Linked DNA regions of Homo sapiens: region 2 is linked to region 1. The links are chromatin contacts, found by Hi-C in ENCODE. All regions are on one chromosome and are shown on one strand. Each heading gives the region's core, a stretch centred on a gene start or an enhancer-like site at or near the end of the contact. The rest is flanking DNA. Distances are from core to core; before and after follow the strand shown.

Region 1 (4,454 bases), core at 731-3,230:
GTCCATCCCATCCTGTACTGAGACTTCAAAGCCCACCTTCCTCCTCCCTCAAGGCAACACAGAGCCCTAGAGAACCACTTGCTTCTCTTATCAGAGAGCCTGTCACCCTACACTGGCAAGGCTAGCTGATCCCCTAGACCAATAGCAGGACGACTCTGACATAGGGCAGAGTTTGCCAGCCCTTTTCTTGTGAGCCCCTGGATTTTCACCTGCTTCATCAAAACCCTAGACCAGGCTGGGCCAGGATCCCAAGGGTGATCCAGGGTGGCCATACCATCAGGCTGGGGCAGCATACTCCTACCTGGCAGGAGGAAAAGTGGGCCACCATAATCACCCGTCCAGTGCCCATCCTCAGCCTGCAGCCCCACGTAAAATGTCATCCCGTTCAGAGCCCCCTCAAAGGCGGTGTGGGCTTTGGGCAAGTCCTTAAAGTAATTCTTCTGCAAAGAGATCGAAAAAAAAAAAAAGAGATAGCTGACGGGACTGTTGCCCGGCCAGAGGAACCCTCTTCACATACAGCCCAAGTCAAAACAGTGAATGTAAATTACTTTAAAAGTTTCAGCTGTTTCCATCAAAAGTCTGAAACTCTTTGATGAGAGCATCACACCTCAGCAAAGTAAAAGAACAGCTGCACATTTTCGTTGCTTTATTTGCCAGTCATGTATTCTTCACAACTTCTCCAAGATGTCTGGAATAAACCAGGCACCCAGACTGTAGGGTGGGGCACGGGTGCCGACCTGGGCCTGGGACTCGGGCCTCTCAAAGAGGGCCCAAGGGGCGGCACAGCCTTTCCCTCGGTGGCCGGGGCTCGGCAGGAGACCCTGTTTACACTGCAGACTCTGACGACCAAAATCTCTTACAATGCACACAACTAAGACAGTGGATCCAAACACTTTTTGTGAATAAAAACAAAGTTACAACTATCTTTGCAACTCTCCTATAAGTCAAAAATTATCTCAAAATAAGGTGCTAAAAAATAAAACATTAGGAGTCTCCTATGCGTGGTTTAGAGATGAAGGGGCTGAAGCGGAGGGGCCCGCGAACGCAGTTCCCGTGGGCGCTCGCCTTGGGGATGGGCGTCGCTGGCCGGGTCCTCCCACCCGCCTTTCTGAGAGAAAACGTGCTCCTCACGGCTCACCCCTCAGGGTCCCGAGCTCGCTGACGCTCCGCGGAAGCAACTTACGGTGTCCAGCCCCAGGGCGTAGGCTTCCAGGCCGGTCTGCTCGCGGCCGGCGCGCTCGTCCTGCAGGTAGGTCCACGTCTGCCGGCCCCTCTCGCAGTTGAGTCGCCAGCGGCCGAGGTCGGTGGCGGGCTCGGTCTTGTAGGGGCCCCCTCGGCGCCGCAGACACCTGAGGACCACCGGCCATCAGCGACCCAGGCCCCGCCCCAACGCCGGCCGCCGGCCCACTGCCCCAGTCGCGCTCTCCTCAGCACCTAGGACCACCCCGCATTCGTCAGGAGCCCGGGGCGAGGGGACTCACGTGCCCTCCGTCATTGCTGCTGCAGTGCTCTACGCCGCCCACTGCCAGCTGCCAGATGTCCGCACCCGGGACCTGCCGCCCAGCCCCGCCCCTCCCGCCCCTCCCGCCCCTCCCGCCCCTCCCGCGCGCACTACGCAGGCGCAGGCCTCGGCAGGCGCTCAGGCTTAGGTGGGCCGACGCCCACGCAACCAATCAGAGCGCCGCGAGCGTGACCCCGGGGTGTGCCAGGCGACCACAGTGGTGGAGCGCTTGGTGCCCCATGCGGCGTGGGGCGGGGCCTGAGGGAGCGGGGATGGTGGGTGAAGGCGACGGGACGGGGGAGGCGGGTGGGGCCTTATTGGCGGGGCATGAGGGGCGGGGCTGGTGGGTGGGGAGGTGGGGGCGGGGCTGGTGGGTGGGGAGGTGGGGGCGGGGCCTGGTGGGTGCGGGTGGGGGCGGGGCTGGTGGGTGGGGCCGAAGGGCGGGGGCGGGGCCTCTCGCGCGCCCTCTAGAGGCTTGCGTCCCGGGAGCCCGGCCTCGTGCGCCGCGCTTTGAGGTGAGCCTCTCTGAGAAATTTGTGAGGAGGGTCCAGCCGCGGGTCGGAAGGAAGGACGTGGGGAGCGAGGCTCGAGCGAGCGACAGCGAGTGCGAAGGTCGGGTGGCAGGGAATTGCTCTCGCGCTGCAGGATTTGCCCGGACGCCGGGGCCGGGGGTGGGGGCGGGAGGCCGCCCTGAGGTGAGGTGGGCGCGGGCCGTCGGCTCCAGTGCGAGACCAGGGGGAGGGCGGGGCGGAGCGGAGGAGCCGAGGGCGCCGCCGGCGTCCCTGGGAAGCTGAGCGCCGCGTAGCTTCGCCGGGGGGAGTGGGGTAGGCGCGGTGAGGCCGTGGGCCCCCACACCTGGCGGACCACAGGGGCCAGAAGCCCTGGAGCCCCGCCAGGGAAGGGCTGCGTCGCTGGCCAGGACCGAGCGCGGTAGAGCCTCAGCTGCTCACGGGGTCGCTGGAGTTGGGGGTGGCCCCAGGAGAAATTAAAGGTGAAAAGCCTTAGCAGCAGAGGGAAGAGGAAGATGGAGGCAGAGCGAGTGACCGAACTTGGAAGGGACAGCCGGGCGCAACAGGGCAGGGGGCGTCTGACTGTTGGAAACATGGCTGACGTCTGGAGGCTGCAGCCAGTGGTCCGTAAGTCAGGTCAAGGACCCACAGAAGACCCCAGCATGTCTTCACCTGGCCCACAGAAGCCCTGACATCCAGTTACAACTGCCCCAGCCTAGTGAGCATTTCGGCACCCACTCCTCAATTCCTACCCCCAGCCTAACTTCGAAGGGGCGGTGAGCCACAGCAAGCCGGAGGAGAAAGTTGGAAGAGAGAGTGGACAAAAGAATACCCACAGGCACCTTCCCCACAGTGGAATAGCGGGGTTTTAGACAATCAAGGATAATCACCTCTTCCTATCCCAGTTCAGAAACGGATGAAAAAGACACAGCAATAAGATGGGTGGGTATCAAAATATCAGCTTTGCCACAAATTAAAAACCTAGCTTGAAGGACAAGGCTTAAATCTGCAAGCAAGAGGGCAAGCTACTAAATCACCCGTTAAGTCAGACAAACATATCCCCCAGCCTCTAGGCCATGAAACTGCCTCACCAAGCACTATGCAATTGAGTGCCCACCAGAAGACACCCCTCCAGTCAACCCACAGACCCCAGAAAGAGTACCCAGAGGAGCCTGAGCACACTCCACCCTATCTGTTCTCTGAAATTCAATCAAATGAGTCACTCTACTTCTCTGGAAGCAGAAAGAGGCTGGAAGTTTTTCTCCAGGTAAGTTCCTCCATGTAGAAACATGAAGAATAGGGATAAGGGGCTTCAGCCTGGATGGAATCTCACACTGAACCTGGCAAAGCTAGGTGAGGGAAGAGGTTTCAACTGGATAAGAGTTTGAGTTTTGATATCTTAATGGACTGGACTTTTTATGAGTAAAATAATCCGCTCTTTTTAATGTCTGAAAGAAAAGAAAAAGCTGTAAACTACGTCTGAGAATTGACACAGTTAAGCTTCTAGGGGCAGTCATGAGAAAAAACACTGTTCCTATCTGCTTACATACTACTGCATCCAGCTTATTCATTAAGCCAGATACAGAAGGCTCTGAGGATTTTGGCCTCAACAACTGGGTATATGGTGGTGGTCATTTACTAAAATAGAGGTGTCTTTTATTTATTTAGTGACAGGATCTCAGTCTGTCACCCAGGTGGGAATGCAGTGGCACAATCATTAGCTCACTGCAGCCTCAAATTCCAGGGCTAAGTGATCTTCCGGGCTCAGCCTCCTGAATAGCTGGGACTACAGGCGTGTGCCACCACACCTGGCTGATTTTTTTAAAGTTTGGTAGAGACACGGGGTCTCGCTATGTTGCCCAGGATGGTCTCAAACTCCTGGCCACAAGGAATCCTCCCACTTCAGCCTCCCAAAGTGTTGGGATTATAGGCATGAGCCACCACACCTGGCCTAAAATAGGGAAAGTTTGATTGGAAAATTCAGATTAAAGTGGGGACAAGTTATACTAGAGATGCTTATTAGACATTCAAGTGAAATATTGAGTAGGCTGGCATTCAGGAGAGAACATAATGCTAGAGATAGGAATTTGGGAGTCATTTGCTTTCAGGTAGTATTTGAAATCATGAGATTGGACAAGATGAATTAGGAAATGCACATAAAAAAGAGAAGTTCTAGAATGAGCCCTGGGGCACCGACCTTTTCCAGTATAGAGGAATGGCCAGAGAGAGGAGGAAAACCAGAGGAATATGAAGTCATAATATAAGTGAAGACATGGTGATCTTTGCTGAGGCTTTGAAGGGATTGCAAAATGAAGACAGAATTTATTATTGGATGCAACAAAACAATGTATTGGTGACTGACAAGAGCTATCTAAAGAGACATGGGGGGAAAAGCCTAATGGCAGAATTTTGAAAGAAATTTTCAGTTAAACATGGCAGACTGA
Region 2 (4,725 bases), core at 1,724-4,223, 330 kb after region 1:
ATTGCACTCCAGCCTGGGCGACAGAGCAAGACTCTGCCTCAAAAAAAAAAAAAAGAAAAAAATTTTAAAAATTCATTACCCTGAAATTTTGTTTCAAAGATTTTTAGTGTACCATTTCTTGGGTATTATTTAGGTTATATGGGGATTTGAGCCAACCGTCTTTTAAGGAAATAAATATGATGTTTGGTAGTTCGGAGCTATGGTCTAGCCATGTGAACAGCGGACACTGCCATCCACCCTCTCCCCTCCTGAATTTCATTTCACTTTTTTTTTTTGAACTTTATTTTACTCTTAAGATGTCGCACGCGGCCACAAGCGCCTTATGCCGCTCCATAAAGCTGCAGTGTGAGCTGTACCCCTCGCGGCAGATCGCCATCTGCCTCGACCCCTACTGTGGCCTTGGTTTTGCCCTGTGGTGTCTGTGCAGGTGAGTGCAGGGCCCCTGCTGCCTGCCAGGTGGGAGCAGCTCGTGTGGCTCTTAGGAACCTTGGCCTTCTAAGGCACCTTTTCTGGGTGCTCAGGAAGCCGATGAGATGTGTGTGAGTGGGTTTGTTTGGGGATGAAGTGGGTTGGAGTCTGAGTCTGAAATTGAGTGAAAATACATTTTTCATTAAATACACTGTCCGTTATCAGTACTTGGGAAGAATCTGCTTGATTCCTTCAAACACTAGAAAGTGGCGATCCGTCTCTAGAAGTGAATGCCTCTGGAGTGGTGTCCCCGGATCCTCTCCAAGTGTTCGGAGCAGAGCTCAGAACCCCGTGCCTGCCATCCCCCAACCTTCACCCTGTGGCATGTTTTCCACCAAACCCCCCCACTTGGCGTCAGAACAGAAATCATGCCCCTGTTGTGGCTGGAAAAGAAGTGTTCTTGAGGAAGGGAAGAGTGGAGTGCCCAGGGTGCTGGGTGGGCGGGCGGAGCCTCACGAGCCTTCCCTCTCGCAGTGTCTACTCGGGACACCAATCAGTGCTGGTGCCCCCGCTGGAGCTGGAGAGCAACGTGTCCCTGTGGCTGTCGGCCGTCAGCCAGTACAAGGCCCGCGTCACCTTCTGCTCCTACTCTGTGATGGAGATGTGCACCAAGGGCCTAGGCGCACAGACGGGTGTCCTCAGGGTGAGTGCCCAGACCCGGGCTTCTGAGTGTGCTGCAGACCACAGCCCTGGGAAGTTTAAAAACAACAAAACAAAACAAGACTCCCAAGGCCCCTCCCTGCAGTTGGAGGAAGTAGAGAAAACCCTTTCCCACTAGGGGCCCTATGTACACATCTGTCCTCCCACGGCCCACCTGTCTCTGCAGCTCCACACCCCGCAGGAGAGGAGGGTGGGGGGTAGGGCAGGGTCCCTGCGAGATAGCGGGGTGGAAGTCTGGCCGCGTGGGAGGGCAGGTGTGGGATGCAGGTCAGATGGGAATCGTTTAGCGCATCCACACGTAGGATTCTGTGGAACAGACACAGCCTGCGGAGAGGAGGTTGGTGTCCAGCTCCACCTCTGTGTGCCCACCCGGAGATTTCCCAAAACAGTGCCCAGGGCCCTGGCAACTCACTGAGCTGTGGCCGTGGCCTGACCGCTCACCCCTCCCGCAGATGAAGGGGGTGAACCTGTCATGTGTGCGCACGTGCATGGTGGTCGCCGAGGAGCGGCCCAGGATTGCGCTGACCCAGTCCTTCTCCAAGCTCTTCAAGGACCTGGGCCTGCCGGCCCGCGCCGTAAGCACCACGTTCGGGTGCAGGGTCAACGTGGCCATCTGCCTCCAGGTGAGGTGCCTGGGGCTGCGGTTCTCGAAAGCTGGCTGTTGGCAGCATGGAGACCCAGTTTCCCAGTTGTTAATGTGCCGTTTTGTAGCCGCCTGATCTATTTCTCCTTCTCTGGGCCTTTGATATCTCATTTCCATGTAACATTTTAGCTTCAAGGGTTTTATTTTTAAAGATGTTCTATTCTAGTTGGAGAAAGGCTTATTTGGAAAAAAAACACATTGTTTTTGAACAGTGACTAATAACTGTAAGACTCTCTAAGTTAGATATAAAACACAGCTAAGTTCTTAAAGCAAGATTGAACTTACTGTTTTAAGATATCTAGCAATATTAAATTGAAACATTAATAAATGTGGTAATTTGTGTTGACTCAAATTCATTTCTGAAACCATGAAATGTCTTATTAAAAGGAAGCACCAAGTTTCAGGCCAGGAGTGGTGGCTCATGCCTATAATCCCAGCACTTTGGGAGGCTGAGGCAGGCGGATTACCTGAGGTCAGGAATTCGAGACCAGCCTGGACAATATGATGAGACCCCGTCTCTACTAAAAATACAAAAATTAGCTGGCTGGTGGTGCGCGCCTGTTGTCCCGGCTACTTGGGAGGTTGAGGCACAAGAATCGCTTGAACCTGGCAAGAGGAGGTTGCAGCGAGCCAAGATCTCACCACTGCACTCCAGCCTGGGTGACAGAGCGAGACCCTGTCTCAAAAAAAAAAAAAAAAAAAAAAAAAAAACATAGGTAGCACCAAGTTTCAGAGATTGAAGAGCTCACGGCAGTTCTGTTTATTGCTTCCTCAGATAGCTACAGCTGTTGCCCAGATTTTGTACTAGTATCTCAATTTCATTTCTTTCTAAAAACATCTTAAAACCAAATGGCTTTTTAGATAACCCTACATATTGAACGCCTTATTCACCCACATAGTACAAGAATAGCTGGAAGGAAATGGCACCTGTCCGTGCCAGAGCAGGGCTGAGTGCAGGTCTGTCTCTGTTTCCAAAGTGTTTGCTTGGCCTTGTGCCTCCCCATCACAGTGGCAGTGCACGCAGGGCAGGGCGGGGGCTCTGCTCACACCCTCTTCACCACAAAAAGACCCCTGACCACTCAAGCCTCAGACCCTTGTCACGCAGCAGAGGAGATCGGGCGGGAGCCTTTTGTGAGCTCGCTTCCTGTGTAGGCTGTGGCTGAGCGTGGGTGCCGGCCTTTGTGTTAGCGGCTCTGCGTCTGCAAGCCTGGGGCCTCCTTGCTAGACGTCGGAAGGGTATGGATGCCACACATGATTGCAGAAATGATGTTAATGGGATGTTCACGTTTGCTCTTTAAGATACAGAGGTGGGTTTTGCTCTCTCTTTCCCTGTGTTTCTCATGTGGCTGCTGCTTCTGTGTGTGTTTCCTGTGGCTGTCTCCTCCCTGTCTCACTCTGCTGCCTCCTTGGCCTCTGTCAGCCCAACAGGCTGGGAAAGCTGGCTGAGCAGGTATGACCTTGACCTTGACCTTGTTGGTGCCTCTGTGCTTCCCCCTCCCATGAGTTCATGTGACTTTCTCGTGAATTCTAGACAAACATGTTTCTTTTGCTGTCTTACTTTGTTCACAGTGGATATTACTTGACATATTACAAAAGCTCCCTTGTAACCAAATTTAAAAGTAAAACTATTTTCAAAAAATGTTAATGCTCATAGCATTGCCTTGGGAGGAAGGGCTGTGTTTAGTTCCAGTGCAGAGGTGTTTAATTCCAGTGCAGACACAGGTTATGTTGTCTGGGATCTTTAAGGGTGATGTTGATCAGAGTACTCATTTAATTGATGTTCCTTATTGAATAAAATGACACATAATGTCCTTTAGTCGGGATTAATGTTAACTGTAAGATTCAGAAAGGAAGAGAGTAGAAAGGTGAAGGCTGCCATCCATCTCACCTGAGTGAGTCTCGGCTGCGAGCAGTCCCCGGTAGAATTAGGCTGGTTGGTGAGAGGCAAGGCCCTGCCTGACAGCATGGTGGAAATGCCCCTCAAATCCTAATGGTGTTTTCATCACAGCAAGAGACCAGTGGGAATAGAAAGTTGTTAGAACTGAAATGTAAAGTGGCATGATTTGGTGTTTTCAGAGTCATTGAGTGTTTCGCTCAATATTATCAAGCTCTGTGGATGTTTGGATGGAAAGCATCAGACTGCCTGGGGGACCTTGAACCCCTAGGCGGACTCACTGCAGGGAGCAGAGCTGCTACCTTCTTGGGTGTCCCCGGGGGCCAGGGAGGAGCTGCCATGCAGCTGTACCTGTAGAAACAAGATGTTAAGTGAGGCCCCTGAACAGAAGTTCCTCTGCTGCTCTCCTTCCAGGGCACAGCTGGCCCGGACCCCACAACCGTCTACGTGGACATGCGGGCACTGCGCCATGACAGGTAATGCTCCCAGCCTGCCTGGGCCCCATGGATACCCAGTGGCAAAGTGATGCAAACCAGGTCTGCACTGACTATGCACCCCCGGGACCCAGGCATTAGAGGACGGCGGGGCCAAGTCAGGCCTACCGGGACACCTGGATGGGCACATGAGAGGACAGCTGGCTACATTGGGCCATCTGCACCAAGAGGAAGAGGAGAGCTGTGTGCCCCACTCCGGGCGTGCCTCCCAGGGGAGCTCAGTGTCTATCTCTGTGCGCCCGTGTCCCCAGGGCTGCAGTTAACATCCCTTTATCTGTCACACAACCAGGAAGAATAAGAGTGGCCCCTGTGACATTTGGTTCTTTAGAGGGACAGGGACAGAGAGAAGACAAGTAACCCATCTACTGGCAAGAACGTTTCTTACCCGATGACCCATGTGACATTTGGTTTTTAGAGGGATAGGGACAGATAGAAGACAAGTTATCCATCTACTGGCAAGAACGTTTCTTACCTGATGCTGTCATAGGATCTGACTTAGTTTCATCTTGATGAACGATGGTGGTGCATACAGTGTGTGCTTGCTGGTCTGTGGTCAGATGTGTATC

The links. A loop is a pair of places that touch in the nucleus more often than their neighbours do. Pooled maps may share reads with other maps.
Region 2: a loop to region 1 is called in a map of naive thymus-derived CD4-positive, alpha-beta T cell, with 7 times the contacts of the local background. The contact joins the enhancer-like site here to the promoter of MCM3AP-AS1 in region 1. A Hi-C loop is called at or near these places in 1 of 168 maps with a recorded cell type or tissue (naive thymus-derived CD4-positive, alpha-beta T cell) and 7 of 50 pooled maps.

The regions. Positions count from the first base shown.
Region 1 is chr21:46,227,251-46,231,704 of GRCh38, forward strand. It overlaps MCM3AP-AS1 (MCM3AP antisense RNA 1), which reads left to right and starts at 1,981. Exons shown (of 4, transcript NR_110565.1): 1 at 1,981-2,016; 2 at 3,077-3,277. LSS (lanosterol synthase) reads right to left here and starts at 1,524. Exons shown (of 22, transcript NM_002340.6): 1 at 1,482-1,524; 2 at 1,184-1,349; 3 at 302-440. The coding sequence starts at 1,495. RefSeq lists enhancers at 779-848, 1,565-1,859 and silencers at 1,279-1,328, 1,389-1,558, 1,569-1,828, 1,889-2,328.
Region 2 is chr21:46,556,643-46,561,367 of GRCh38, forward strand. DIP2A (disco interacting protein 2 homolog A) reads left to right here. Exons shown (of 38, transcript NM_015151.4): 30 at 297-427; 31 at 943-1,111; 32 at 1,581-1,751; 33 at 4,080-4,141. Among named protein-coding and RNA genes, the nearest start is that of S100B, 46 kb to the right of the region's middle. Within about 2 kb of position 2,974, at least 14 of the 41 ENCODE cell types and tissues checked have a DNase peak (open chromatin) inside an H3K27ac peak, as active enhancers do.